Linked DNA regions of Mus musculus: regions 1, 3 and 4 are each linked to region 2. A link is a loop called in an ENCODE intact Hi-C map of the cell type or tissue named here. Cell type or tissue: left cerebral cortex. All regions are shown on one strand. Links, peaks and the distances in the headings refer to the core of each region. The heading gives the core; the rest is flanking DNA. Region 1 overlaps Gm32425 (a long non-coding RNA gene). Region 2 holds the start of Gm40381 (a long non-coding RNA gene). Region 3 holds the start of Eva1a (eva-1 homolog A (C. elegans)). Region 4 has its middle 50 kb from the start of Pole4.

The links. Peaks named below come from ENCODE experiments on the same cell type or tissue, not always from the same donor. Only the 100,000 strongest peaks of a DNase experiment are listed, where the experiment ranks them.
Region 1: it touches region 2 in a loop (3-fold over the local background); 6 of 42 quality-filtered maps call a loop at or near these places.
Region 3: a loop joins it to region 2, with 4 times the contacts of the local background. A loop is called at or near these places in 9 of 42 quality-filtered maps.
Region 4: it touches region 2 in a loop (3-fold over the local background); 4 of 42 quality-filtered maps call a loop at or near these places.

The regions. Positions count from the first base shown.
Region 1 is chr6:82,699,791-82,705,733 of GRCm38, reverse strand. Gm32425 (a long non-coding RNA gene) reads right to left here. Exons shown (of 3, transcript XR_377779.4): 2 at 1,939-2,212. Among named protein-coding and RNA genes, the nearest start is that of Gm32534, 12 kb to the left of the region's middle. In left cerebral cortex, for the core only: a CTCF peak has its summit at 2,817 (motif pointing right); a DNase peak (open chromatin) is centred at 2,830.
Region 2 is chr6:82,116,724-82,122,666 of GRCm38, reverse strand. Gm40381 (a long non-coding RNA gene) reads right to left here and starts at 2,918. Exons shown (of 2, transcript XR_869194.2): 1 at 2,533-2,918. In left cerebral cortex, for the core only: a CTCF peak has its summit at 2,915 (motif pointing right); DNase peaks (open chromatin) are centred at 2,931 and 3,227.
Region 3 is chr6:82,039,802-82,045,744 of GRCm38, reverse strand. It overlaps Eva1a (eva-1 homolog A (C. elegans)), which reads right to left and starts at 4,117. Exons shown (of 3, transcript NM_145570.2): 1 at 3,844-4,117. In left cerebral cortex, for the core only: a CTCF peak has its summit at 3,334; DNase peaks (open chromatin) are centred at 2,924, 3,265, 3,712, 4,147 and 1 more place; H3K4me3 peaks cover 1,932 bases; H3K27ac peaks cover 988 bases.
Region 4 is chr6:82,600,358-82,606,300 of GRCm38, reverse strand. No RefSeq gene overlaps it. Among named protein-coding and RNA genes, the nearest start is that of Pole4, 50 kb to the left of the region's middle. In left cerebral cortex, for the core only: a CTCF peak has its summit at 2,426 (motif pointing right); a DNase peak (open chromatin) is centred at 2,426.

The DNA.
Region 1 (5,943 bases), core at 418-5,417, 580 kb before region 2:
TTTTTCCCAGCAAGCAGAGTTATGAGAAGAAACGTCCTTGGCCCACTAGGACCCCGTGATCCTGGGTAGGAGGGGGATTATGGAAGGTGCAGATATTTCTCAGGTCCCAAAATTTATTAATTCAATAATAATCTTGTCAAACTGGGACTAGTGACACAGCCCTGTAGCCCCTAGTCTACCTATGCTACTGAGTGAATAAAGCTAGCCTCAACACAACTCCTGTCTTAAACTATCTTTAAACAAAGGGGGTGGGGTGGTGGTGGAGAGTACAGCTCAATGGCAGTGTGCTCCCCCTGCATGGCGAGGACTTCCTGTTTGCTCTCCAGCACTGCAAGACAATAAAACACTCTCCACAGTAGTGAAGCAGCCTTTTCTGCATCAAGTCACAGGGGCTGCTGACCAATACGGGCTTCCCTTTAGTCAGGTTCACCTCACTGCTGAGCGGTTCTGCTTTGTCCTGCAAAGGGCGCCTGCATGGCTCCTGGCTGACCAGACTCGAACTGAGTAGAGTCTGGTGGGAATTTGATGACCGCCTGTTCCAAAGTTGGCAGGTAAGTGACTGACTTAGGTTGTACTGTCCCTTGCTAAGACGGGGCTAATAGTTTCTTATTTCCTGACCCATTTAGAGTATTAAAGTAATAGTGGATGGTTCTAGTGTGGAGGTGCGTGCCTGTCATTCCAGCTTTTGGGAAGTGGAGGCAGGAGAACTGGGAATTCAAAGTAGGCCTTAGCAGTTACGTACTAAGTTCCAGGACAGCCTGGGTATTGGCTGGTTTTGTGTGCCAACTTGACACAAGCCAGAGTCATCAGAGGAAGGAGCCTTCGTTGGGTAAATGCCTCTATGAGATCCAGCTGTAAGGCATTTTCTCATTAGTGATCAATGAGGGGAGGGCCCAGCGCATTGCCGGGGATGCCATCTTGTGGCTTGTGGTCCTGGGTTCTATAAGAAGGTAGGCTTCAGAAGCCTGGGGAAGCAAGTCAGCAAGCAGCACCCCTCCAAGGCTTCTGCATCGGCCCCTGCCTCCAGGTTCCAGCCCTGCTTGAGTTCCTGTCCTGACTTCCTCCAATGATGGACTGTGATCTGGAAGTGTAGGACAAGTAAACCCGTTCCTTCCCAACTTGCTTTTGGTCATGGTGTTTTGTTGCAGCAATAGAAACCCTGACTAAGTCCACCCGGCTTCATAAGACATTGCTTCAAAAACAGCAAGGGCAAAAAAAATTAATCAGGATTGGTGACACTCGAGAGGCAGAGGCAGGAGAATCTCTGTGAATGAGTTCAGCCTGGTCTATACAGTGAGTTGTGGGCCAGCCAGGGACACACAGAGGGACCCTGTCTCAAAATTAAATAAATAAAGTGGGTGTCTGGGTCTCCCTTCTCCTGGGGGAAGCAGAGTCAACAGGCAGGTTTGGAAGAGCCTGTGAGTACAACAGAAATAGCAGACTTATCTCCGGGATCAGCTTCAGGGAGACAGATCAACTTTTCTTGGGTTGTATAGTTTTGGGGAAGGTTGTAGGAATATCGAGGGTGGGCAAAGGTCATTGGCTGAAGGATAAGGAACTGAGACGCCTCATTAGCATGGAGAGGCTTTTGGGGGATTTCAGGTGCTTGCTGAATGGGTTCTGTGGTGGAAGAAAGGCAGCTGAAACTGTGAGCTAATCAAGGCTACGAATGTGACAAACCTTTGGTAGAGGGTGGGGGCTCTGAACTCCTCAGACAAGGTCAGAGAAGGAGAATCTCTGCTGGTAAAGGGAGTCTCCCATTTTGTGCTGAGCTCAGAAGGCTATCTGGACAACGGTAGACTTTGACCTTAATTAGCAGGACAACAGGTATTAAGTACCCAGTGCAACAAGGGTCTCAAGTCTATACTCTAGAGCCTCAGTATTGTTCCCTGTGCTGGTGAACAAGGTCAAACTATTATAAAAAACCCAATGATTTACCTGTGGATGGGTGAGGGCCTATGTATGTGCAAATCTGTGGTTGGGGGATATTTGATGAACGCAGGTTGTCAGGTTTGCCTTTCACCCTCTGAGTTATTCCTCCAGCCCCAACAAGGCCACATTGTTCACCGGTGAGAGCAAGCTCTTCTCTGCTGGCCCCGAACTCCTGCCTTGCTCTGTGTCCCCGCAGGTCTCTGATCCTCTCACGGCAGACACAGACTCCCTTTCTCAACGGCTGCCTTTTCTTTGTGCTTCTTCAATGAAGCTGTTCCTCCTGGGCAAATGCAGAACTGAGGGAAGTTCGCTCATCCACACCTGGTGCCTCACTTTCACCATCTCTGCTCCACCACTGGCTCCCTCTTCCTCTTTTCTCTTTCTTCCTCCCTCCTCTCTTTCTTCACATCCATGTGTGTGCACAGGTATGTGGGTGTGTGTGGCTGTGTGTATGTCTGCCCTGGGAACTTCTTGCTCTCCATCTTGAATATTGCAGCAGGGCACTAGCCTCACTATTCAGTGCCTAGAAGGCACTGGTTAGGCTAATGTGGTGGGCCAGCTAGCTTTGGGGTCTAGCTGATTTATATAGGCAGCCATGGCTGTTTGGCTTTTATATGGATGCTGGGAATCTCAATGCAAGTCCTCATGTTAGCCCAATTTAACAAGTTCTGCCATCTCCCTAGCTACTGGGTTTGGTTTTTTGTTTGATGGTTTTGTTTTATTTTTCAGACAGGGTCTTGTGTAGCTTAAGCTGCCCTCAAGCTCGCTGTGTAGCCAAAGCTAGCCTTGCATTCTTGATTCTCCTGCCTCCACCTCCCCAGTGCTGAATTGGCCTTCCTAGCTCCCCTGCTCTTAAGAGCACGTGGCCTCGAGTAGATCTCAGAGTGACCACCAGGTGGCGCCCGCCCCTCGGAGGTGCTGAAAGAGCTCTGCGGAGCTACACGTGTTGTGCAGTGTCACAGGCGCTAGAAACCAGCCCTTGGGAACCACGGGCCAGACATGACTGGCTGACTGATGCGCAGTTTATGTTCCGGTTGCACCTCCTTTGACTGTATTCTGCAGGTGTGTTAGGATTGTTCCTTGGGGGCAGGGAAGTAGGGAAGCAGGGATGGGGGCCGGGGGCCCGGGTGATGGTGGTGATGATGGTGGTACACCTGCCAGTCTTTTACGAGGTAGCTGTTTCAGCTGACAGTTACCGGAGTGGGGTCGGATAGAGGGGGAGAAGCCACATGCCCTTTCTTATAAGCCCCTCAACCTCTCCATCAGCTGCCTCTGTCTTCTCTTGGCTTGCCCTGGACGCCTCCTGGAATTCAGTTGGCTGGTTGTGCCGGGAGGACAGAGGCCAGTGTGAAACTAACATTCAGGGTCCTTGATTAGAACGTTTAAAAAGTTCGAGCTGGAGAGATGGCTCAGGGGTAAGAGCATTACTTCTCTTGCACTAGACCAAAGTTCTCTTCCCTCAGTGGATAGCTTTATAACCACTGTAACTCCAGCTACAGGGGACCTGACACTTTCTTCTGGATTCTCTCAGCAACTACACGTGTGCAGCCACCCCTACTCAACACACAAATAGACCTTTTTTAAAAATGTATTTTTGCATATGAGTGATTTGCCTGTATGTATGTATGTATGTATGTGCACCAGCCACATATATATAGTGTATACGTGGCAGATCCCTGCAAATGTGAGCCACCATGTGGTTGCCAGGAGTTGAACCTGAGTCCTCTGGAAGAATAGCAATTGCTCTTAACTGCTGAGTCATCTCTTCAGCCCTAAAACAAATCTTTAAAAAAATGTTTCGGAGCCAGGCAGTGGTGGCACACACCTTTAATCCCAGTGCTTGGGAGGCAGAAGCAGGCGGATTTCTGAGTTTCGAGGACAGCCTGGTCTACAGAGTGAGGACAGCCAGAGCTATACAGAGAAGCCCTGTCTCGAAAAACAAACAAACAAATAAATAAATGTTTCAGAATCTGTAGCCTGATGTGGTGACACATGCTTGCATAAAACTCTGGGGAAGCTTAGCTTACTGGGGACCCCCTGAGTGAACCATGTGGAGCTGGGGTTGATGCAAAAAGCAAGAGGAACTTATTGTTCCAGTGCACTGGGGTCGTCCCAGACCTGAAGGAGAGGCAGCGACCACCAGCAGCAGTTCGGCCAGTTTTTATATGGTTTCCAGGGCCAAAATAGAGCATCAGCAACTAGGCACAATATGATTGGTGGAACAGTGCACCCTTTAAACTGATTGGTCTTTAGGGAATGAGGTGACAAGGACTTCCCTGTCTGAAGGTGAGCAGGGTTAGCCATGTGGAATGTGCCCCCCACCCCCGTGGTCTGAGAAATGTTAATTAGCCTTTTCCTTCCAGAGGGGCAAGTGTTTCATGACGTTCCCAAAGTTTCTGAGCTGACCTTTTCACCTGTAATCCCAGTACTGCGGAGGTAGAGACAGGTGAATCTTTGCCACTTAGAGGCTACTCATTCTAGCCAACTTGGTGTTCCCCAAACCAGTGAGAAACTGTCTCAAAACAAACAAACAAACAAACAAACAAACAACCACAGTGAGGCCTTTGAGATGGCACAGGAGGTAACAGGGCTTGCCACCAAGCCTGACAGCACGAGTTCTATTTCTAGAGCCCACACAATGGAAGGAAAGAACTGACTCTGACTGCTGAGTATAGGTGCTCACAACAAATAAATGTAAAGACAGATCACAGCAATCCCAAGGTGGCAAGTAACTAAGGGACTTGTGAGGTTGACATCTGCCATCCACAGCTGTGCGATTGCACACATGCCTATGTAAACCAACTCCTCCCCCCCCAACACACCCCAGAACCCAAAACCCCACTTTAATCCACACACACCTACCCACCTCCCCCTAGCCACTCACACTTTTGAGACTTTCCTGCTGGAGAAAGCCTGTTAATAGCTCAGGTCACACACCCAGAAAGGCCACACACCCAGGTCACAGTCTCTGATCCTAAAGGTGCATTTGAATTTTCGCACAGTTTCCAGGGTCATCTGCTGTCCCCTTGGCCCTCTCCATGAGCCCATCACCATCACTGTTCCCAGCTCTTTTGGCTTCTTCCTGCTTCCCAAGCTTTGCTTGCCATCTTTCGGGAAGATCAGAGTGCCTGCCCTGTTACCTGGAACGTGGCATGGTAGACAGAGTCTGTTGTGGGTGAGCCCCTCTGTGGCTGCTGTCCCTTTCCCATGGGTTCTGGACTTCAAATATAGATGCTTACATCTATTTAATGCTTACAAGGAAAGCACTTTACCAGCTGAGCATCTCCCCAGACTCTCTTTATCTTGATTTCCCCTTTTTTGCCTTTCCAGCGCCTGCTCAAACAACAGCCTAGATTAAATCCTTTTTATTGAAGTAACGCAGGCCATTCTTGCTTTCCTAACCCCGATAGACTTATGGCTAATGCAGCCCCCGAAGGCATCACCTGAGAACCACGGTGCTGCTTCTCTGGGGTGCTTCAGGGTGCCCAGTCTCAGAATCCTTGCTGGTATGCTCAGCCTGTTAGTCTCCCAGGTAAAGGAAACAGTGTATATGAGCATGGAAGGAATGTTTAATTTGAGAAAGCCAGTAGAGACCGTTTTTCTTCTTACCCCAATCAAAGCTGTCAGAGCTAGTTAGCATCAGAACCAGTCAAGTGTCTCCCAAAAAGCTGCTGTGTGTATGTGCACAGCAGCCCATCCAGTCACCAAGGAAACCACGCATCAGTGAAAAGAGCCCCCAGGAACCAGCTACAAACTCAGTTGCCTGACAAGTCTGTCATTTGCAACTGGGCCCAAGTGTAGAAGGAACAATTCTCCACAACTTCCCCGGCCCAACCCCCTGCCGTCTGCAGCTTCCCCCATTGAAAATCTGCTCACCCCAGAGAGACGTGTTCTGGCAGGTGTGACCAACAGCAGGAAGAGTGCTTGCTTATTTCCCAACAAATAAGACAGGCTGTCTGCTGTGCTGGTCCTGGGACTCAAATCCTTTGGGGGTGGGGGGATACCAATCCA
Region 2 (5,943 bases), core at 253-5,252:
CACCCCTGCCTGATTCTCCCACAGCCCCTGCACAGAATCAAGCCTTGAGGGGTGTGGATGGCAAAAACTCAGAATAAGAAGGTGGAGCAGAGGCCATGGAGGAGCATGGCTTACTGGCTTACTCCTCATGGCTTGCTCAGCCTGCTCCCTTATACAATAGAGAATGACCTGCCCAGGGATGGTACCATCCACAGTGGTCTGAGCCCACCTACAGCAATAATTAATCAAGAAAATGCGTCATAGTCTTGTCTACAGGCCAATCCGATGAAGGCAGTTCCTCAGTTGAGTTCCCTCTCCCTAGATGACTCTGGCTTGTGTCAAGTTGGCGAAACAGTCCCCAGAACACCTCCATCCAGAGTTACCAAAGCAGAAAGCAAATGCTGGGAGAGGGAGACACTGACCAGCTGAGTCTGAGAGCAGTTCTCAGACATGCCACGCTGCCGACAAGTCAAGCCGAGGACTCCAGGGTTACAGCTTCCCGAGCTGTTACCTGTACTAAAGTAGCTCTTCCAGCAATGCAGCTAGATTTGAGTCCTGCGTGCTCCTGTCACTAACCCTCCCCCAGTAGAACTTATTGGCGTGCCAAATTAACCTTTGGTAGAGTCAATTTCTTTGGTCTGTCATGGTTCCCTATCTGACGTCTCCCTCCTCACACAGGGTCTTTCTTGGTCCCTTCTCTATTAATCCCATTCTTCTACCAAAAATAAAGCGCCTAATTCTGGATTCCTCCCACCCATCCTGAAATGCTTAACAGTCATTGCTTCCGCAGAGCACACGCAGAAGCCCCGGGCCACCAGGATAGCACTGGTGACTTCTAAGGGTCTCTAGGATGCCCTGAAACTTTGCCTCTACACAGCCCATCTCTCGGCATCACTATTTGCTTTTAAAGACAAGGTTAATATCCTATCCCGCTGCACTGGCGAAGGTACCTTCTTTGTCTATGCGTATTGAAGGAAGGAGTCCCTCTAAGCAGCCCTGATGAACAACAGATCCTCTTTTTCCCAAAGGACAGTCTTTTACTTTTCCCAGAAGCTTTGCCTTATTTTACACTTTTAGTTGAAGGACTCTTCTGCTCTTCTGCCAAGACTCTCTGTGTTCCCCAGGATTCACAGAAGGGTCACATCCTAGGATTTCTCCCCAGGATCTACTGCCTCCCACATGAAGAAAATCTCAGCATCCTCTTTTGGCATAGAATCAGGCCATTCCTATGATAACTTTAAAAAAAAATCTTACTGCCTAATAATAAAACTCTCTGGCATCAGCAAGATATCATCTAATCCAGAGAAAGAACTGTGGTTCTTGTACTTGTTAATTAATTAATTTGGCATGTACAAAATGTTAGGTCTCAAACCTGGGACAAATGACTAACTGGTGCCCATTAACACATCAAAACCGAGCTGGCAGCTAGGTTTTTCCTGCATTCCTACAGGGTATGGCTGGCATACCTCACCTCCTACCCTAAACTTCCCAACCCAGAGAGGCTGGCTGCCTTCCCTCAGCTGCCCCTCCCTACGTAACTCAGCCATTTTGGCTCATTTTGATCTACCCATTATTCTTTTGGCCCAGACTACCCATCATGGTCAGCAGGTATTCTCCCTTCCACTTCTCCGCTTTTCCTCCCCTTCCCCCTCTCCTCGTATGGTCCAGATCAGACTGGTCACATTCATTTTGGACTCTCCCAGATGTCTCTGATCTGGCTCTGCTCTCCCCTCATATCTACAATAAAATTTCTCTTCTGCCATACCTAGGAGAAGTCACATCCTTCCTTCTTTTTTCATTCACAAAGTATGTGTTATGTGCATCCTTGAGTCCACAGACAAGAAGAGGTCCAACACAAACCTTGACCGACTTTTAAGGATTTAGCAAGAAACACTAAGGTAGAAACTCATTGTGAAAATTTACCATAAAGAAAGCCAACCAAAGGATGGACCGATGGCTCCATTGCTTCACAAGCATGAGGGCACGAGTTAAATCCGTAGAGCCAACATGTTGAAAAGAGTGACATTTGTAATCCCAGCACTGTGGAAACAGAGACAGGTGGATCTCTGGAGCTCACTGGTGAGCTAACCTAATCTACTTGGCAAGTTCTAGGACAGTGAGAAACACAGTTTCAAACAACAACAAAACCAAGATCGATATTGCCTAAGGAATGACACCTGAGCCAGCACAGAGAGAGAGAGAGAGAGAGAGAGAGAGATGCACACACTCACATGCACACACAGAGAGATATGCACACAGTCACACACACATATACAGAAACACACTTACATACATGAATGCTCACATACACTCACTCACACACACACACACACAAATAAAATTAAATTTTCAAAATGTTGTGGAAGTCTGGGTCTGGAATGGATGACTCTTCCAGAGCACTGCAGCCTAGTCCCCACACCCATACCAAGGGACCACAACCACCAATAACTCCAGTTTCAGACTCCTGGTGTCTTTTGGCCTCTATGAGCACTGCATTCGCATATGCACATATTCACACACATACATGTAAATAAATAATAAACAATACATTACTTTTTAAAATGCAGTGGCAAAGAAAGCAGCAACCGTCTGTGTGAAGCTGTCCAGAGTCCAAATGTACCAAACTTCTCCACTGGAGAACCAAGTAAAGCCTTGCCCCCCACCTGGTGACTCTTCATCTGGGTTTAGCATCACAGCATCTAGAGAGCTGACAATAATAGCCTGCTCTGGGGTTGTCGTAATGGAATGCCAACACTCAGCTGACCCCTCTGTAAAGGATAAAGGAAAGCCCGAAAGAGGAAGAGGCTCCTAGAGAATTTATCCTAGGAGCAGATCCATTGTAAAATAACGCTATTTTTAAGCCAAAGGCGAACATTATTTTCTTCCTCAAAATCAAATGTGGACGCTGATTTTTCTTCCTAAATGTGGGCAGCAGTTGTGAGTCCGCCCAGCAGAGGGCGATCTCTCATCTGCTTATAAAGAAAATGTTTATTCAGCTACCCAGAGTTTTCAAATTGAATGGGGGGGGGGGGGGGCGAAACCATAAAGTTATGTCAAGTGTTTTGACATAAAATTGTGCCACCTGAGGTTAGGATTAATGGCTTGGAGCCTCCCCGCAATGACAGACAGACAGCACAGACTGGTGAAGTTCCTAGAGCTTCCTCACAAAGTTCTCTGTGGTCCAGTCCGGTCAGGACTGCTGAACAGAAAGCCATCTCTCTCGGGCTAAGAGCAGGCTGTCCTTGGAAGGACCCAGCCTTTACACTCTAAGCAGTACCAGACCGGAAGATGGCGGCACAGAGTAGGTGCTGTAAACAAGCATTCTGCGTGGTGTTTCAGGCAGAGCCTGGAATTCTGAACGTCCTCAGAGCAACCTGAATAGCTTGCAGAGAGGTGCCACACATAGACTTTGCCACTCCAGTCATGGAACCTGCTTAGCACCGACTTGTGGTGAGTTAAAGCTTACTGTAGCGCCCCCCAACAAGATTTAGAAACAGAGACAGTCTGTGGCCCTCCTTTCTCCTAGAGGATTCAAAGCTAATTAGAACTGTCTAGTTCTTGCTAGTGTGGTGGGTGGGGTACAAGTGAGCCAGGACAGTAAGCCCATTGAAGTCCCGCTGTATTTGTTACTTTGTTATTGGTGTGACAAAAGAGCTGAGGAGCGCACCGGGAGAAAATAAGGGTTTGCTTGGGCTCACAATTTGACGAGCATTGGCTCTCTGGAGTTTCAAGTGAGCAGCCTCACATGGAAGCTGAGAACCAAATCTGGGTCCTCTGCAAGAGCATCAAGCACCCTAACCACTGATCCATCCTTCCAGCACCCTCATCTCATATTATTTGGTGTTCAATTCTGTGTGTTTTTAATACACATATATATTATTGCTCTATGTATACACACAGAGTAATAAAACAGACTATAAAAGAAAATAGAGTCATACATAAAGCCAGACATTTGATCAAATACCAGAATGAATTAAAGCTTTTGTAAGGCTCTGAGGGAAGAACATTCTCAATAGATCCTGCTATGATCGATACATTCAAGTAATTCAAGGGCTACCTTGAGGGAGGCAATGCTTTGAGAGAAACGACGAGATCCACAGGTACCCTGCTTTGTCTGCACAGTTAAACTTGTGTCTATTTCCTGATACAATCGTTAACAGCTCCCCTCTTCAATGTCCAGAGTTCCCTAGTTGGGAAAATCAATGATGGGGTGGGTTGGCCACACAGCACCTTCTGTTCTCATGTCTGACAAGGGAGCTGAGGGGACCAACTCCCTGCATTTGCTAAAACCAGAGGGTTCATTAGATGCATGAAGTGCCAGGTACAGGGAACTTCAAAAGAGCAGCAATACCAGTTAGTCCTTAATAGGCATTTTATCCGGACACCAAAGCCCCCTGGGCTCTTGAACCTTTTTTTCTAGAATCATGTGAGTTATAGCATAGGTCTGGGCTCATTAACCCTCCCAAAGATAGAACTGATGAAGCAAGGACTTCAAGGTTAAGTCCACAGGCCTGATTATGGACATAAAGCACTCAGGGGGTGAGCAGAAAGGTATGAATTCTTGGGTCATAACACTCGGTTACTGATCTAAATCTGTAGAGCATGGCCACAGGAAAGAGCAGGCTGTGCGCGGCTCTAAGTTACTCCAAGTCCTGTGAGCGACCTTCAGGGTGTGCCCTGTCCTGGGTGATGATGCCATTTTACTGGCCAGCCTTTGGTTCCACTGTGAGTACATATTCTGGGGAAAACGATAGTGTCTCTGTGCACATAGACACCACTGCCTACCCAGCACCACCCATGGGGCACAGACCCATAGGTTAGTTGTGAAAATAAAAAACATAGCACCTATAAACATGTGGAGAAGATTGGGAACATATGAGCAGATGGACATACTGAAATCATATCAGAAAAAATAAAACAGATCTAAAAACTTTTTGAATACATTAGACCCAAGCAGAGGATAACATTCTCATCTGGACCCCATAAAGAGGAAATACACCCTGTTGCTATGGTGATGGTCCCCACAATCTCCCATCTGTCCATCCTTCTAGGGGCTAACAGAGAACTTCTTATTAGGAGTCCCTGGGCTTTCAGCTTGACTGGGGCTGGTCACCACTGTTTGATGCAGTCCATTCAAATCGTGTTCCCTTGGTCCATTTGACCATCTGACCAAGGCTATCTCTTGTGCCCTACCTTCAGGGCTCTGTGCCTCTGCAAGAGAATCAACTCCTTAAGCTCAACCGCCTGGGCCCCAGAGCTGCTCTGTCTCTGAGTCAGACCCTCCCTGACTCTCCTCTCTCTTTAAATTTTTTGTAGCCATTCTGTAACTTACACTGGTGTGGGATGTGTGGTCTGAGAGTTAACATTAATAAAGATTAGAGATTAAAAAAAAAAAAAAAACAACTGTTGTCAGTGCCAGCAAGGAAGGGGAATCAGATGTACTTGAAGGTATAGCCAACTAAACTAAACAATAACTCACTGTTATTCAGTAAATCCTGACACCATGCAGACACAAATGTGTCTATGTTTCTGCCATAGCAGGCCCGTGATGTAAGAAATGCACTTTTCTTTCTACTTTCTAAGTTCCAGAGGTGCCCAGAGGCGTGGAATCTTGTAATAAGCTGGCTCCACAGTCGCATGATCTCAGGCAGCAGCTTGGGACTGAGCACCAAGGTCCTGTGTGTTAAACTGTAATCCTCAGATGTTTGACATAACCCATCTCTACTTCTTGCCTTAGCTCAGTCTTTTCCAGCTTCACACAAAGCTTGCAGCTTACTCTATCTTAGATGGGTCAAAGCAGATGGGTGTGTGCTATCCCCATCAATACAATTCTGGAACTGTGGGTAAGGAGCATGCTTACCAGGGGTCCTTTTGGCAGCCTGGGAGGTGCTCTCAATTACACAGAAAGCAACTCCACCTCCAGGAAAGGGGGCTTTATGGCTCATATCGTAACACCTAGCAGTT
Region 3 (5,943 bases), core at 375-5,374, 77 kb after region 2:
AGATCCTAATAATGGACCAGAACATGTCCTCCTAAGCCAACAGGATGCGCAGCGAGTCTAACAGCCAGGTACATCTCACAGAGACTACGGGGAATCATTCATGGGAGAGCCAACAGGGTGTGGCATCAGTGACCCTGGTTGGTCCTGAGACTGACACCCCACCCCACCACTCTAAGCAGGTTATTTTCTGGGTCAGACTATCCAAACCTCAAATAGAAGAGATGCCCAGGTCTTGGATCTGGCTTTTCTTCCTATCTCTAATCACTTAGGGGAATCTGTCTCTGGCATCAGCAACTGGTGACCTAGGACCCAAGTGACAGGAAGGTTAGGGTGGGAAGGGGGAACTTTTCTGCAGGGACCGCCAAGTTCTCTTATGGACTAATAAGCAGGAAGTGCTCACTCCGATACACGCTATGAATCACCCCTCACCAGAGCGCTTCCCGAACCCCTAACACAACAGAGTCCCCGCACCATACAAGGGGAACTCATTCCTTTCAAGTTTAGGGAGCAGCCTGCTGCAATGAGCAGACTCTGTGTGGAACAACTGATCATGAAGGCAGAGTACACAAATGTGCAGGGATCTGGGCAAAGGAGTCAAACATGGCCCACCAGAGCAAGACCCCTCCCCCCCCAGGACCAGCAAGGATCAGATTTGGCTTTCAAAGCCAAGGTTGCTTTGAGGGAAACAGGATTCTAAGCTGGTGAAGTAGCCAGCTGTGTAATCTAGTATCCAGTGACAGAGCTCAGCAATGGGCTGCAAACCTGGTTCTCCAATACTCCATTATGAGAAGCATTAAAGTCCCTCAACAAAGTTTACCTTTAATAGATAAATATGCCTTTGGAAGCCCTTAGAGAGAAGACATAGTCCCCTGTGTATTCACATCCTCACCAAAGTCCCTTCTTCATGTCTGAACCTCTCTCCCAAGTAGGAGTGTTAACTGCATTTCCCTCTGCTGTCCTCCCAAGGACTGAGTGCTGTCCCAGCCTGACACACTTAAACTCCATTTAGCAGCAAGGTCAGCGTGACTAGGGGCCGGTGTCTGACCCTTTCTGAAACTGCAAGCAAAGCGAAAAGGAGAAGGAACCCCAGGGCTGCTGATAGGACAGTCTTGGATCCTAAGCATGGCTCTGTTTAAAAAAGAACAGGCATGTGTTTAGGCCCCCACTAATCTAGTCGACAAATCACATATCACATTCACTGAACATTGGCTGAGTCTCCTACAATCCCTTGCTTACCTTTGTAGCAAGAAGAGTGTGTGTTCTGAAATCCAAAGGTTTATGTGAATGTTGGCCCCAGCACTAATGAGCTGTGTGATGTGAGGCAAATGTTGCAGCCTCTCTGTGCTTCTGCAATGAACTTCGTAGTGATGATACAATATCGAGCGAGTCAAAATTCATGGAGTGAGCATGGCACGGGGCAGGCACTCGGTCTTAAAATGGACAATTATCCTATTAGTTCGTCACACTGACCTGCAGAGAATGCAGCTTGCTCTCCCTGTAAGACTCCCAGAGGGTCTGAGCCCACTTGCCCAAAGTCACACAGTTTACAGGTGACAAAGCTGGGATTAGAATACAGACAACATCCAAAGCCTTTGAGCTCAGCAGGTATTGTGAGCACAGCCCCATACCAGGCTCAGTATGTGGGTATCAGTGGAGAGGTGAGCACCACGGGGTCCCCTGCTGTAAATTCTGCAAATGGGATACTGAAGAAATGAAGGTGACTGGGTAGGGCAGCAGGGAACAAGGGCACTGTCCTAAGAAATGGAGAAAAGCTCCCATCCAGAAGAGACTGAGTTCTAGACCAAAGAAAGATGAGCAGTTTGCCAAGCCACTAGGGCGGGGAAGGTGGGTTCAAGAGGTCAAAACAGCAGAGGATCGGTGAACTGGGATGTGTTGGAAGCATGGCAGAAGGGCTAGAGGTTGAGGGTGGGCAGGGAAGCCTGGAGCTGGTGTGCAAGGTCACAGATTAAGCCTCACCCCTCAAGAGACCGGCTAGGGGCTGCTGTTAATGACTGACAGACACCTGTAGACCCAGGTCCTTTCTGTAAGCAATGGAGAAGCAAGAAAAGTGTGGGGCAGGCCAGCGGCCTGGTGGGAAGCCAGCAGTGGAATTCTGACTCTGGGGCTGCAGGTGGGGGTGGGGATATGAGAACAGGGGCTGGGGTAATCTGGAAAGGAGGGGAGTTGGGATACTCTCTGTGAGCCAGTTCCTTAAGTCAGGGTGACCCAATGAAAGCACAAGCAGTAATGGGCCAGAGGTATTGTGAGGAGAGGGTTCTCCTGAGCATTCCACCAAGCGAACAGCATCCTCCCTCACCCACAGGGTGAGGGCCAAAAGTATCTCCAGCTATTACCAGACTTCCCTTAAGGGCCACAATTAAAGCACATGTGGCACACACACACACATACACAAAATACAAAATAAAATATCTCTAAAATTAAAATTAAGCTCCACCATCTTTACTTCCTGGTTGACATCGGAGGGGGGGCGTTGACTCTGGTATTTTGAGGCAGAATCCTGTGGAACGAGGTTGGACTCAAACTCATTTTGTGGCCACAGATGACCTTGAGCTTCTGATCCTCCGGATTCCACTCCCAAGTGCTAGCCGCCCCACTCCCCCCCAACCCCTCCAACCTCCACCCCTGTGTGTTACACTCTTGGCCCCACTATTTTTCCGAAGAGAAAACAGCCACAAGAAGGCATTACCAAGGCTGGTGGTCTGACCCTGGCTTCCTTGACACCGGACTTGACCTCAAGCCGGCCCGCGGTGGCAGACTAACAATTACACTGCCTGGAGGGGAGGGAGGGGCTGAGAGAGCGCGGCGCCGGGTAGTATCCTCTTCAGTGAGCTAGGACGGCAGCCGGCTCTAAATAAACGCTTTGGATTTGAACGGAATCGCGATGTATTTGCTATAAAAGGTAAAGGCTTGGTCTTCCCTGAGTGTGAGCAGGCAGGAGGTAGCAGATTTCTTGCTCAGACTGGACTGAGGAACCATCTTTAGGGCTGGACTTGGGGTGTGCGGCACAGACCTGTTGGGATCCAAATTCACGCTTGGACCCTTTGCAAACTGCGAGGCTCAAGGCCGCTTACTCCCTCCTTTCCTTTTGTCCATTTTTAAAGCCAAGATTCCTAGAAGTTCCTGCCACAGGCCTAAGGTTGGAAAAGGTGTTTAACTAAGTAACAAAAATGAAACTACCCAGCGGGTCCGTCTCGCCGGCTTCAGAGCCATACTGGTTTGTCTTCATGCCCTGCAAAGATCTCTTCCCTCTACCCCCAGTCGTCGGGATCCTTCACCCCCAAACCTGATGAGTCCCTCTCCAGCAACAGAGCGTCACATTTAAAGCTTTAGGGGGCGCCAACAGCCTTAGAACGCCACGGTCCACTCCAATCTCGGGGATCTGGGGACGCGCGGGGGGGCGGGGGTCGTCAAATAAGTGTCAATAGTTCAGTGGCTCTGAGAAGAGTTAACTAAGTACTTCGCTAGGCCGGCTTCAGGTGGGTTAATCCCCAGCCAAGCCTAAATCCGCCGCCGCCGACTGGCCCGCTCAGCCAAGCTCCAGGGATTGGAGCAGCTAAGAGAAGCGCCCTGATTTGGAATTCACGAGTTCTCCAAAGCCCAAGGCAGAGGGTAAGAGTGGTCTGACCAAGCCAAACAGGATCAAGACGCTGGGGACGCCAGAAGGAAGGAGAAGCAAAAGAAGAAGGCAGGACCGGTGCTAACACCTGGACAGGGGTTTGGAAACAAAGCGGTAGTTTGGGATCCGAAGAGCACTAAAGAGTTCCCGCTCAGCAGAATTAGAGTGTCCCCGCGCCCTGAGCGCGCTTCGGGGAAGCAGCTTACCTTCTCTAGGACGACTGGCGCGTACTTCCGGGGACCGAGCAGGGGGGCCTGGAGTGGATCAGATCACCTAGGGAAGGGCACGGCAGTGTGCTGCTGCGCCCTGTGGCTGGGGCACCCGCGCGCCGGAGAGCAATTTGGGGCGGCCCTCCCCAATCAGGGCTGAGCACGGAACGCGCACACCCAGCCTCTGGACTCCTCCAGCCCTGCACACTCTAGAGGAGCCTGAGTCCGTGGGAGGAAAAGGTTGTCTCATTTCCTTCGGTCTCCCCCCGCTACCCCACCCCACCCCCGCCCCTCGGCTCCGGACCTGCCCTCCCTCCCGCTCCCCGCCCCCTTCCCCACGTGGGCGCCGCGAGACGCGAAACCTGAACGGCTGCTCCAACTTAGTTCAACTTTGGCAACTCTTGCCTGCCTCCCCGCGCTTCCCACCGTCCCCTGGGTTACATGATCTCCCCATCCGCGGTCCCCACCTTGTCCCGAACTTCCAACATTTCCCTCTTTACAGCAAGGAGCCCAGATCTGCAAGCAGAATCCAACCCTACCCCCAACCCTCATTGGCTTATTCCTGCCTGGTGGACTGCACTCGTTGAGCCAGCTTTAAAACCCCAAGTCCAGACAGGAAATAACCACTTACTTTGTTAAATTTGATCGACTCTTTTTTTTTTCTGAGTGGAGAGTTTAAAGTCTGATGCATAATCTCCAAGGAATGTTCGTTAGTATCAGAAGACATTACCACTTTTTGGTCTTGCTTGCCTGGGTTTGAAGTTTTGTTAAACTACAGGAGTATTTATGCAGTGGCCACAAGGAGCTTGGTGCAGAACAGGCTAGAATGACCCCAAAGGACATCCTGTTCCTCGGCAGTTAGCACAGGTAACTGGGGCAAAGATAGGAGTGGACCAGTCTTAATGGTAGAGGACAGTCTAGACAGGCAGACAGGCAGGCTGTGCAGCCCAGCCCTGTGAAAGACAGGAAGAAGGAGGGGAACAGAGAAGAGATCGCCCTGCCAGCCCAAGAAAGGGTGTTGCTGGGAACCAGGGCAACTGAAAACCAAGGGCTCAGATGGTGGAGAAATTGGATGGAATAACCAGGGACCAAAAGGGGTCATCAGAATCCCAGGTGTCCTCGAGAACTGCTATCAGAAGCATACTCTAGAAACAGCTGCTGTTCTCCTGCCCCTCTGGACCTGACTCACTGAGAGTCTACATTCTGACCCAATGCCCGGATTCAGATGCTATTTGAAAATGTTGCTTTCAAGACCATTGGTGGCATGGTGGACTGAATATATCAGACCACAGAGCCCTGGCTGGACTTTAAGCTATTAGGTTTAAAAATGAGAAGAAACCCAGGTCCACTCATACGATCACTGAATTTGTCTAAAGAGGGTCCCCCAAGTGTGTTTCTGAAAGTTGATCTGACAGAGCCAGGGCTGAGAGCCATAGTCTACACTTGGCCAAACAGTGCTTGCTTTATTTAACCTTGAAATGCAGTGCTTTCCCTCAAAGAAAACAATCTCAGGGTCCTGATGTAAACACAGACCAGTTGTCTTCTCTTATAGAAGCTACTGGTCTGGCAGGAAGGGTCTTGCTTCATCGGTGCCTTGAGCAACCAGTTCTAGCTTTGGACGGCCACTAAACTACTCCCTGAACTTGAATAAGGCCTCCTCTCCAGACTTCAGTTTTTCTTATCTGTAAAAGATACACACACTTAACCAACTCCAAATTCCATACCCAGGCACTCGGCACGCTCCCCATAACTGGGCAGCTGTATCAGCAGGCAGATGGAGAGGCAGCACAAAGGATTCATGACGTCATGCTGTGTTTGCAGCCACCTGGGCATGCTTGAGATCACAGGTTGGATCCGGACCACACACAGAACTGATGCTCAGTATGTGGGATAAAGGGATGGACCAACCACAGCTTCCTTCCGGTAGGTGGCCAAGACCTTCTCCAGGACCATTTGGCCTTAGACTGGTTTAAGGAGAACATTTGGATCCAGTCCATTTATCCCCTAGGCTGAAGAAAAGACATTGGAATACTCTGACCCCATTTGGCTTTGGATGTGTTTATTATTGCTACTAAGAGATGCTAATATATGCTGAAT
Region 4 (5,943 bases), core at 520-5,519, 480 kb before region 2:
AGCAAACTGGTTTATATTTTAAGTAGCTAATAAGGCCTATGCTTTAACTTTACAGCTAATTAACTATTTAATCAATTATGTGCTGTAGATGGTACTAAGGCCTTTTGTGGGCTAAGCATACATTCTACCTCTTAGCTATATCCCCAGGCCCCGAAATTTTTATTATTGTTGTTGTTTTTAGAGACAGGGTCCCATGGAGTTTTGGCTGACTTCTAACCTGCTGCATGGCCTTCCATTTGTGATCCTTCTGTTTCCCACTTCCTACACGTCGTAATACAGCACATGTCGGTGTGCTGGCTTTATGTAGTGCTGGGCGTTGATCCTTTCCCTCTTCCACAGAAGGCTGTCATGTAAAGTTCTGAGACTTGGAGCTGTGGAAGCCATCTTGAATCCAGGAGGACAGCCAACAGGGAGCGGAGGGAAGATCCTGTGATTCCACTCGAGTTGTTGAGCTGCAAACCAGTTCTGAACTCCCAGCAAACATTCTAGTTCTGTGAGACGATTGCCTCATTTGTTAAGCCACCATTAGTCATAGAATTTTTTAAAAAACTGTTTATATTTTAAGATTTATTTATTTGTTTATTTTGAGACAGAGTTTTTCTGAGTAGCCTTGGCTGTCCTGTGGTAGACTAGGCTGGCTTTGAACTCACAGGGATTCATCTGCCTCTGCTTCCTGAGGCATGAGGATGAAAGGCATGTGCCACTACACCTGCTTTAATTTTATTTTTACTTGTGTGTGTGTGTTCATGCACACACACGTACATGTATGTATGAGTGCATATGTGTGCACTGAGTCAGCCAGAAAGCTTCAGATCCTACAAGTTGGAGTTACAGGCAGTTGTAAGCTGGCTCATGCTCTGCATGTTGGGAACCACACTCGGGTCCTTTGCCAGAGCAGTAAAAGCTTTCACATCCTAAGCCACCTATCCAGTCACACTCTGGTTTTTTGTTTGTTTGTTTGTTTGTTTGTTTTTTGTTTTTTCTTGCAGCCAATGCACTTGAACTGATAAAGTATCAATATCTAGAACATAGTAGAAGAATCTCATGAGCAAATCCATCAGTTGACAGGCATGTTCTCTCTACAACCTGGGATAGCCTTTAAATAGAAAGCAGATAATCTTCGAGTTACTTATTCATGTATTTATTTTTCTGATGTGCTGCCACACTACGTCCAGAAAGGCAGCCCTGGACATCTGAGCAGTCTGGGCTGTTGTTGCTGTTGGCCAGGTGGAGGGGGTGATTATGTTATGGCTGACTTGAGCGGCTCAAAGCAAATTATGGAATTAAGTGCTAACTGCTTCTTCTCAGCTGATTAGCTTTCTCTGCCCAACCCCCACTGCAGTGCACACCAGCCGGGGACTAGACATTGTCTGTTGAGTTTCTGCCAGTTGAACGAAAACCACCCATTAAGAATGATTGGTAGAGATTTTGCCTAAGATAGAGATGTGGGGCGGGGGACATAATCTCAGTAGGTAAAGCGTTTGCCTTACAAGCACGGAGACCTGGGCTTAATTCTCAGAATCCACATTAAAAAAAAATCAGGCTCCGTGGTGCACGCTGTAATTCCAGGAGGGCAGACAGAAACAGACAGATCCTTGGGGCTTGCTGACCAATTAGCCCAGCCTACCTGGAAAGTTTCAGGTTAGTGAAAGACCCTGATATTGAAAAACAAAACAAAATAAACAAACAAACCAAAGGAGGCGGATGGCACTGGAGGAATGAAGGCTGAAGTCACCCTTTGGCTTCTGAATGCTCTGGTACATGTACCCACATGCATGCATATCTGCACGTACACACACACACACACACACACACACACAGAGAGAGAGAGAGAGAGAGAGAGAGAGAGACAGACAGACAGACAGACAGACAGACACAGACATTCAGATAGAGAAGAGACAAAGAGACAGACATGGGGCAACTTGTTTTGGGGGGTATTTCTCATCTAAATTCCTATAGCTGTTGAGTTAAGGGCCGTGCAGGACATCTGAGCATCTCTGAACCAACACAGTGGGTCCCAGGTCTCTCAGGAGCATCAGTGGATACAGGTGCCACAGAGAAGCAGGCTGATTAACTCCAGAGGTTGGTCATTGAGACTCACATCTATAAGATTAACCCAGATCCCAACGGAAGTATGACCTCTCAACCCCTGTGTCACCTCTCCTCTGACACCAGAACTCTGCCCACTTTAATTCTGTTTTCTGTCTTTTTCTCTGTCTCTCACTTATGGTAGTTACAGTCACACCTTGTGGGGGGTGTCTCTGGAAGAGGTTTCTCTCCATGATTCATAGGGTTATGACACTGTTCATCTATACCACATTTTCCTGATTTGAATCTTAACTAGGACTTGCCCAGACCCTATTCTTTGCACCACCTCTCCCTGCCTCCAGATAGAGCTGCAGGGAGCACATTGCCTGGCCACTAGAGGGAGGCACAGCCACGGGTACAGATTCCCTCCTTGTCTGCAGACTCAAGGGGGTTTCTCTGATATTGCAACTCTTATCTCCTCCCTCAGCACCAGAGTCCACCCCTCATACATCAGGCAAGTTCCTCACCTCCCTCCTTTCCCTACTCAGGTTTCACCCCCTTTAGCTTCTACTTTCACCATCCTATGGAGTTGCTACGTGAAAACTTCTACCCTCCTTCTCAATGTCTTAATGGCAGACTGTCCATCTCCACTTCGAGGCATTTGGAAATTGGATTTGTCAATTTTGCGCATTATTCCCACACTAATTGTTAATAAAACAATCAGTTTCTCCGGACTTGGCTGGGGGCGAGCCCACCTTTCAATGGCCAATCTGCTAGGGCAGGGAATCAGACCGAGCGCACTGCTCCTGGTTTCTGAGGACCCCACAGAGGTATCATTAGTGCTGAGGGCTGTCCACCTGCTCCTTCTCGTGTCTTTCTGCCCCTGGAATCCAGCCCAGCAGAAATGTGTCTGAATTATGAGCAGTCATAAAACCGAAGTCAAAAGCCATCGTGTTCAGTTGATTAACAAGACAGACTGTGCCCAGATACAGTGAGAATTCATGATTGGCATGAAGAGAAAGGCTATAGCTATAAAGAGAGGCAATTGGGCATAGCATCCAGGAGAAGGATTTTGGAGGGGCTACAATGTGAATTCAGAGCTCTAGGCTCTCTTCCTTTCCCTTCACGTTGAGCAGCCTGAGGGAGTTGGCCACTTGGGGTCTGATTTCTTTAGATAACGAATCACTTAGAACTGGGGAGTACGGAGTGTTCTTTACAAAATGTTAGGGCTCCCATTCAGGTGTTTCCCCGGGTAGTGGCGACACATGGAAACACCTGGGGAGGCAACTTGGCAGAAATCACCAGTAGTTCTGAAAATATGAACATTTTTGACACAGAGATTCCACTCCTGGGAATAAGCCAGAAGAACAACCCTGAACGAGGGACAAAAGAAACATGAAAATGTTCGCCGTTGCTAGACTATTCTGTAATAGGGAGACATTAGACCCAAATTAATGATTCAAAATAAGAGGATGATTAATTAAATCCCACTGAATTCCCTTGATAAAATATTTTGTAGTCATGGAAATTTTAATTATAGAAATGATAGTGCTGTAGGAACATAATGATGTGAAATTTTATGCATGGTCTTGATTGCAGTGCCCTAAGATATACTTATATTTATATAACTGAAGAATGTAAGGAAACACACAAAATATGGATAGCTGTATTAAGGTAGTGGAATTATTGATAATTTAAAATTTTCCAGTTCAAGGTTACTATACATTTTTCTCTTTAAAAAATTTTAGTTTTAGTTGGGCATGGTGGTGCATGCCTTTAATCCCAGCACTTGGGAGGCAGAGGCAGGCAGATTTCTGAGTTTGAGGCCAGCCTGGTCTACAAAGTGAGTTCCAGGACAGCCAGGGCTATACAGAGAAACCCTGTCTCGAAAAACCAAAAAAAAAAAAAACAAAAAAACAAACTTATTTTTATTTTATGTGTATGTGTGCATGTATGTATGTGTACTGTGTGCATTCAGTGTCTGTGGAGGCCAGAAGAGGATAACTGTCAGGGTACTCTGGTGGAGTCAGCTTGTGAGGCAAAAATGCCAAAAAGCTGCTCATGAGAAATAAATTTCTAGGACTCTCCTCCTGGATATTCTGTCGAAAGCCAACTCTCCAGTTTGGATCGGTTTGTCAGGCGAAAAGCCTGGAAGCTGTTTCACGAGGATAAGAGTCCAGGGAAATTTTCCTCCCAGAGTTATGGCATCTCTTTCCCTAACCCATTATATTCAAATTTCCACCACATTAATCTAGTGTATAGATTCACGTGCACTCTATTAAGCATCACCTTATAGTAAATGCCTTTTAAGATTGTATTCTAACATAGCTAAAGCCTTTTCCCAGTGTTCTTAGACTCCAGATAGCAGCAAGGAGCTTAACCCATTCAGTAGCTAATAAAGCACAGTCATTAATTCAGTTATCTGCAGAGTCTAAAATTCTCACTGAGATAGAAATTCGTATTATAGACTACATTCCATGCCAAGAGCAAATTTGTATACTATACTGAAAATGGATAGTCTTCAGATATAGATAAGAATTAAGGAGGCCTAGAGAATTTTGGGGTCAGTGACACTACATTATTCTTGAGGCGTGTCAAGAGTTAACTACCCTGGGGCTATTAACTCTAAGTGTAAAACTCTTGCCTGGCAGAAAGTGCTAATCTCTAATGTAAACATTTATCTGGTCCCTACAAATTCCCTTTGTAGTCACTCCCCTTGCATCTGTGCTAATCTCTAGTGTTATACATTTATCTAGTTCCTTTTGAAGTCACTCCTTTTGCACCTGGAAAAATTCAATGTGTCTTGTTCTGCAATTTATTCTGTATTATAAAAGTCTGATGCTCGACTGGAACATTACATTCAGATTCAACACCTCTCTTGTGTGTTTGACTGATTGTCATTTTCATCCTAATCTCTGCCCATCTACTCTAGAGACTCTTTCCTACGCAGGCACAGGGGACCAGAGGGCCTGCGGCAGATAACAGATCACCCTGCAGATGGAGTTACAAAAGGTTGTGAGTCCCATGTGGGTGCTGGGAACCAAATTCAGGTCCTCTGCAAAAGCAGCCAGTGCTCTCAAGCTCTACGTCATATTTCCAGCCCCCCAATTCACTCTCTATAAGTATATACAATGAATATGCAAGATGCAAATACTCTAAGGATGGTTGAGAAACATGGCAAGAGTGAACTGGTATGCTTAACTTACTGGACTAGCTATAACTTTACATGTTTGCTAATGCAATTTCATCTACTTCCTAAATGGTATGTTCCTTTTGATTTTTGCTCATGTGGAAATTGAGGCTGAGAGATGCTGACTAAAGATAAATAGAAGGTAGGGGGTGAGGTCAGATACACGTTTTGTGTGACTCAGGACTGTCAGGAGTCCATCCCACTCCTGTTGTGCAGGATATTCCCCAAACAAACTACTGCCGGGGTACTCAGCTGTGTCAAAATGAGAAGTATTATTCCAGCCAGGCTTGTTGACTGTACCTCTCACACAGGGATGGGGAGGGTCACAAGATCCCTCCTGACCACATGCTGTATGCAATGCTGCCTTAACTATGTGTGGGCTTTAGAGAGAGGCTGGGGTTTACAGACTGGGGAGGAAACCGGGGAGGAGACTTTATCCATGAAGCTGTCGGAAAGCCATTATCCCTGCTGAATAAAGACTTTCTGGTGTAGCCTTTTGGGGAGAAGCAACCACACCCCTGGAGGTAACATCTTACCCATGCTCTCCAAGTAAGACCAGTGAACTCATTGGTTCTCCTAAGTGAACTTTGGTGGAATTGTGCCGTGGTTTGCCAGTGGACCTTAGGGTAGGGGTAGACATTGTTTATGTTTCCCTGAAGACATATTAGCCACTCTCCTGATGAGGGTGAGTTCTCACCTCAGCCCATCCTTTTTGTAAGGTGTAA